Linked DNA regions of Mus musculus: region 2 is linked to region 1. Evidence: chromatin contacts called from ENCODE POLR2A ChIA-PET data. All regions are on one chromosome and are shown on one strand. The core of a region is the stretch at or near the end of the contact, and the rest is flanking DNA. Distances in the headings are between cores, read along the strand shown.

Evidence for each region. ChIA-PET counts read pairs that join two places held with the same protein, here RNA polymerase II (POLR2A).
Region 2: POLR2A ChIA-PET joins it to region 1 with 11 read pairs in Patski. The contact joins the promoter of C330013E15Rik here to the promoter of Slc11a2 in region 1. POLR2A ChIA-PET finds 5 or more read pairs at or near these places in 3 of 5 experiments (Patski and embryonic stem cell).

Annotation. Positions count from the first base shown.
Region 1 is chr15:100,421,602-100,424,510 of GRCm38, reverse strand. It overlaps Slc11a2 (solute carrier family 11 (proton-coupled divalent metal ion transporters), member 2), which reads left to right and starts at 1,456. Exons shown (of 17, transcript NM_008732.2): 1 at 1,456-1,549. It overlaps Gm5475 (predicted gene 5475), which reads right to left and starts at 1,318. Exons shown (of 3, transcript NR_040351.1): 1 at 267-1,318.
Region 2 is chr15:100,613,769-100,616,468 of GRCm38, reverse strand. It overlaps C330013E15Rik (RIKEN cDNA C330013E15 gene), which reads left to right and starts at 1,359. Exons shown (of 2, transcript NR_045701.1): 1 at 1,359-1,685; 2 at 1,779-2,329. It overlaps Dazap2 (DAZ associated protein 2), which reads right to left and starts at 807. Exons shown (of 4, transcript NM_011873.2): 1 at 745-807. The coding sequence starts at 757.

The DNA of each region.
Region 1 (2,909 bases), core at 207-2,706:
CCCCAGCTTCAACTCCCAGGGGAGTGGCCTCCAGACAAAAGGCTTTACTACATTACCGCCAGGGCACCCACTGCCCGCCTCCACGTCCTGCCCTGCCGAATGGCACATAAATGAAATCTCAGAAGAAAACTTTTAACTCAATTAATTTTTACTAATAACTAGGAGTGGCAGAAATACAATTCCTCCTTCTCATGGCCGGTCAAAGATGAAATTTGATTATGCTTTGAAGGGTGCGGTTTGAAATTTTTCCCTCAGTGTTGACCTACCTTAAGTGTTCTCTCTAGCCAAGGGGAGGCGTACTCCTCTGCATATATAGAGGCTGCGCTGCTCTGAAAAGCCAAACCAGTCCTGCACCATGGGGAAGAAGCAGCCAAGGGCGGCAGCAGCTGCTCCCAACTGTGAGCTAAGTAAGTGGCCACAGCCCAGGGACGCTGGCCAGCCGAGGAGCACACCTGGACGCTGACACAAACAGATCTCGCCCCTTTCTTTTCTAGATGCAGCGGAAGGTCCCAGAAGAAAGGTTCTGGGCTCGAAGGCATTTAAGAAGCCTTTCTCCAACGCCACGGATGAGCTGGAGAGGCGGCCAAGATTAATTTGTAGTTTCTCTTCTTTCAGGTGACGATTCTGTATGAAGAGCAGCAGCCCCAGCCAGGGGCCTTTCTGTTTGCTTTTGCTGTCATTTTTTTTTTTTTTTTAAAGTTTCCATCTTTAGGGTTTACCCTTTCTTCCTATCTCCGTTCTTACCAAATAATGAACATTTCTCCCGGCAGTTTCTATATGAAGAAAACAGGGCTGTCATCTATACTGTTGTAGGGGAAATCGAGAAGTCCTTTTCGGTGGCAACTTGGGGCGGGGGGTTGTCAGGTCATAAAACTGCGAAGAGGTGAGGCTGAGGCCGGGGATGGAGTGGGACTGTTTTGGGGGCAGGCAGGATAAAATGTGTGGAGAAGAGACAGAGCCAGGTGGGATCACTGTGAGTCTTGGGAGTAGGACGACGGGTGCAGCCGAACTGGCTCCACTGGTCGAAGTTTCTCGGTTCCTCCCAGGCGTGGGGTGTTCTTGGCGCGTCAGTGGGCACCGAGCAGTGGCTCAAGAAGCTAATAGGGACTGCCATGGCGCCTTAGGATCGAGTGTAGCTGTTTCTCGGAGTTATCATCTCTTAGGAGGAAAAAGGCGTGTAGCTGCCTAAAAGGAAGTGGCGGGAACTATGACAAAAATGTATATGTCCCGAGCATTCCGGGGATGGGAGTTGCCAATATAAGAACGCCGAAGGTTTGAACTGCGAGGACCGTGGCGCGCCCGGCGGAATCACGCCTCCGGATCAGCCCCGCCCCCGCTCAGGCCCCGCCCCCAGGCAGCTCGGATGGGCGGAGCCTCCGTTCCCGGTCCGCCGGCCACGCAATCCCGCAGCTGCAGGAGTCCAGCCAATCAGGAGAGGGGGGCTCCCGCCCGGCCGGCCAATCACGGGAGGGCAGGAGGTTGACTGGGTCGCCGCTGGCTCCTGGGATATGGAGTCGCCGGCGCGGCGTGTGTGGAGGTGGCGGAGCCGGTAAGCCGGGGTGCTGGCAGGGTCAGGGGTTACGGCGGCCCGCTGTGCGCGGGCGTGCGAGGGGGCTCGGACGGCGACCTACGGGGCTGGAGCAGCCTGCGGGGAGGGCGCAGCGGCGAGCCCGGGGAGGGAACCCGGTATCCCGAGGAGACCGGGAGGGCTCCCGGCTCAGCATAGGCGCCGACGATCACGGGCCTCGGCTCTTCACCGCCACCCGGGACACCGGACCACCCTTCCGCGGCCGGCCGGCCGGGGGGTGCGACCGCAGTGCCCTCCCGGAGCCCCGGGTGCCCTGCAGCGCAGCGCCCTGTCAGCCCAGCGGCTGCGGGAGCTGCGCGGTCTGCCCGAAGGCCTCAGGCCTCGCGGTTGAGTGCTGCTCGGTTGTCCGGCTGTGTGTGCAGCCTGGGACCCTGCGCCTTCCAAGGCCTCGTTCAGGGACACTTGCACGCGATGGATACTCCCCTTCTCAGCGGCGTCCTAGGCCGGGTAGTTTGCAAACTCATTTGTTTGATATTCCACCTTTGGATTCTTTGTCCGTTTCTTGGATACATCATATTTGGAAGGGCATCCTCAGAAGTAGAGTTTCCGCTGTATAAAATGGAGACACTCGGTTATCCCTTGGTTTTCAACGGTGTGATTTAAGGCAGCAAAAGCAAAATATGGGAGAAGAGCTGGTGAGGGCCGGTGGGCATCCGAGAGCTTCCATGTGACCCGTGGGGAAACCACGGGAAACTGTCCACGTTGTCCACCGTGGCATTCTCCACCCTGACCAAGTCTCCTTACTTCTTGGCTGTGTTAACTTTTGGTTCAGGCTCCTTAAGCTTTCCTGCGGTCCACACTTAAAGGTGGGGTGGGGGGATGGGGTGGTGGTGGTGGTGGTGGTGAAGGTTGGGTCTGTCAGGGCTGTTGGTGTTGTTAGTTAATACAGGTAAAGTGCTTAGGGCAGTCTCCTGCTGACCGGTATTTTTTTTTTTTAAATTACTGCTTGCTTGTGCCTGCTGTTTCCTTAAAGACTTTAACCTTCTCAGTAGTCTTTGCCCTGAGTCCCCTGGGCTATTGCCAAAGGTCCTCCAGGCAAGGCTTTCTAGCCATACTGTTAGTCTGCAAGTGCATCTAATTACAGGTGAAGAGATGCAAGGTGCTGACAGTACCTTCTTACTCTTTGTCTTTTTGAGACTAGATCTGGCTACCTCTCGTTAACTGGCCTTGAACTTGCAGTGTAGACCAAATTGTCCTCTAGCTTACAGTGATCCTCCTGCCTCTGCTGAGATCACAGACTTTTACCACTCAAACTTGGCTTCTGCTGAGTTTATTGAATGGGGTGGTTAAGTAACGTTTTAGGCTGTTTCCTGCAGTAGCT
Region 2 (2,700 bases), core at 110-2,609, 190 kb before region 1:
TTCCCTTTCGAATAGAGGGCAGGTCTGAGGACCCGTTCCGGGGTCTCCGGACTGCTGGTGTCTTAGGGGACTCCTCTGGGTGATCTCCCCCGGGCTGTGCTGTAACCAGTCCTGACTCTGTGGGACCCACGGTTCTCAGTGTTTACCTCACGGGTTCCTAGTCAAGGTCGACCTCCAAAGAGTGAGTGACTGGAAGTTAACCGTGAGAAGGGCGGCGGGTGGAGGGGTGGGGAACGCGACCATGTTCTCACAAACATTAGCAACGCACAGGGGCGGCTACGAGTCCGGGCCCCGAGGAGGAAGCGCCAGAAGTCCCCGGCGGGCGAGAACGGGTCCTCGAGGGCCTGGGCCGTGCAGCGGAGCCGGCACCTCAGCAGTTAAGCTCGGCCGAGGCCTGTTGTTCCGAGGCGCGGCGCCCCGCCTCCGCCCGCCCTCCATTGGCTTCCCCAAATCCCTGCTCTAGCTCGCCATTCGCTCCAGCCGCTGTCCGTCACGGAAAAGCCCCCCCACCCCACACACAGGAGCCCGCGGCTCCAAACTGCGCCACACGGTTTATGGGGTCGGGGCCCAGAGGGCCGAGCGGCTGCGTTGTGGGGGTGGAGGGGGGCGGCCACGTCAGGTGCGGCCGCGCTGTGCGGCCCGCTGAAGAGAGCCGCACAGACCGCCCCAGGCCCGACGTCCCCCAGCCCGCTCGACCCGAACCCGCCCGCTTCCCCGACGGCCCCCGCCACTTCCCGGCCTTGCCTTTGCTGTTCATGGTGGCTCTGAGTCCGCTCCCACTCGGCGTCGCGGACGGTTATTTTTCTCGTCCTCTTCCTGTTCGGAGTCACTTCCGTGTCACGTGACGTTCGTCCACTCTGCGTCAGGAGATGCCCGAGTGCGCCGCCGCCGGAAACCCCGCCCCCTCGCAGGCCGGCCAGTCGCGGCAAGGAGGGCGCTCGCGGCCCTGCTCTGCTCGGAAGCCCCGCCCTCCCCGCGCGCTCTGCCCTCACGGCGCGCGCCTCCTCTGGGCTCGGCCCCGCCCCTCCCTGCGCGGCTTCGCCCTCACCGCGCGCTTTGCCCTCACTAATTGCCCCGCCCTCCCTGCGAGGCCCCGCCCTCCTCGCTCTCCCCGCGTTCCTTGCTCTCTCTGCGCGGCCCCGCCCTCACCGCGGTCCTTGCTCTCACCGTGCGCCCCGCCCTTATCACGAGCCACTCCTTCCCGCGCGGCCCCGCCCTCACCGCACCGCTAGCCCCGCCTCCCTGAACGCTCCGCCTTCACCGCGGGCTCCTCCTTTCTGCGCGGCCCCGCCCTCCCTGCGCGACCCCTCCCTCACCGCGCGCTCCTCCTTTCTGCGCGGCCCCGCCCTAAAGAAAGCGGAGTCAGCTCATCTCAGGGCGACTTCCTCACTGTGAGTCGCCTCTGCTCACCAAATTCAGGTGTGAACACAGGCTGTCACGACTCCACAGTGCCTGCGAGACGCAGCCCAGACCTCAGACCTTAGCCTGTCCGCCGTTCTGGTCCTTCCAGGCCTCTTGTTGAGGGCCCAGCGCCTGGCTTCGTGCTCGGAGATGGACCGTGTCCCCGCGCCCCGCCCCCTGTCCTGAGATAGACCGTGCCCCAGCACAAGCTGAGGGGACGCAGCCAGCACCTGCACCCTGGCCTGGCACGTCCTACGGGGACCTGAAAACTCCCTACAGATGTTGTGAGTGGTTTAGCCCGCGCTCAGTTGTCCAGAAGAGTAGCGACGACGTCTCTTAGGACAGTGATCACATTTTTTCCCGTTTCCTCGTTCCAGAATATCTGCTGAGCAACCGAACGCGCTCTCATAGATGCACAGAGGAACCGACCGCCGCAGCTGTCTGCAGAAGTTCGTGTTGTGCGTGGTCAAGTAGATGGGCAGGCTTTGGAGGGAGAGGTCCTTGGTGAACGGACTCCTGATTCGTCCGACACCGAAGGCCTTGCTTGTGTGTCAGGTGTCTATTTAACAGTTTGCGTGGCGTCCTGTAAATGCAGTTTCGTCCAGTCGGCAAGCACAGCAGCCTGAGAGGCTGATCTAGTTCAGCCTGGGGACCTGCGCATGAGTGTCATGGGTTCACGCCGACACACATATAAAAATAAACATTCGAGAAGAAAAGAAAAACTGATCTAAAGGACAGGTTACAGACTTGAGTTTTGTGTTCGGCCTCCCAGGTTCCGGGTCAGTATTTCCATTTTGGTTTCCTGTCAGCACACAGAGCATCCCCTAACTAGGCTGCGCTAACTAAAGGATGTTAGGGAACTCTCTTGGGTATTTTTTAAGTTCCCATTAAGTATTTATATTAATTTGATTTGGATTAAATCAGTATCATAAAGACTGTGGTATTTACATTTCCTTGACTAAAGCAAAGTATCCATAGACATATGAAATAAAAACAATAGTAGCAACAACATAAATTTAAAAAGTCAGATGCTGCTATGGGGTAACCATTCCAAGGACCACTGTCTTATGAAGAAAAGGTTAATTCAATATCCAGGCCCTCCTAGGGCTGACTCCTGAACGTGATAGCTGCTCTCGGCTTGGTCGATCGCTCCTATGCTAGGTGCCTGATACTTTGCTTAATATCCTGAACCCAAGGCCTGGGGATGCAGGAGCACCCCGCGGGAAATGGGGAGCTGCAGGCCGCTGCTGTTTCCACCAGGTGGAGCTAAGTAGCAGCTGGCTCCAGTCCCGGACAGCA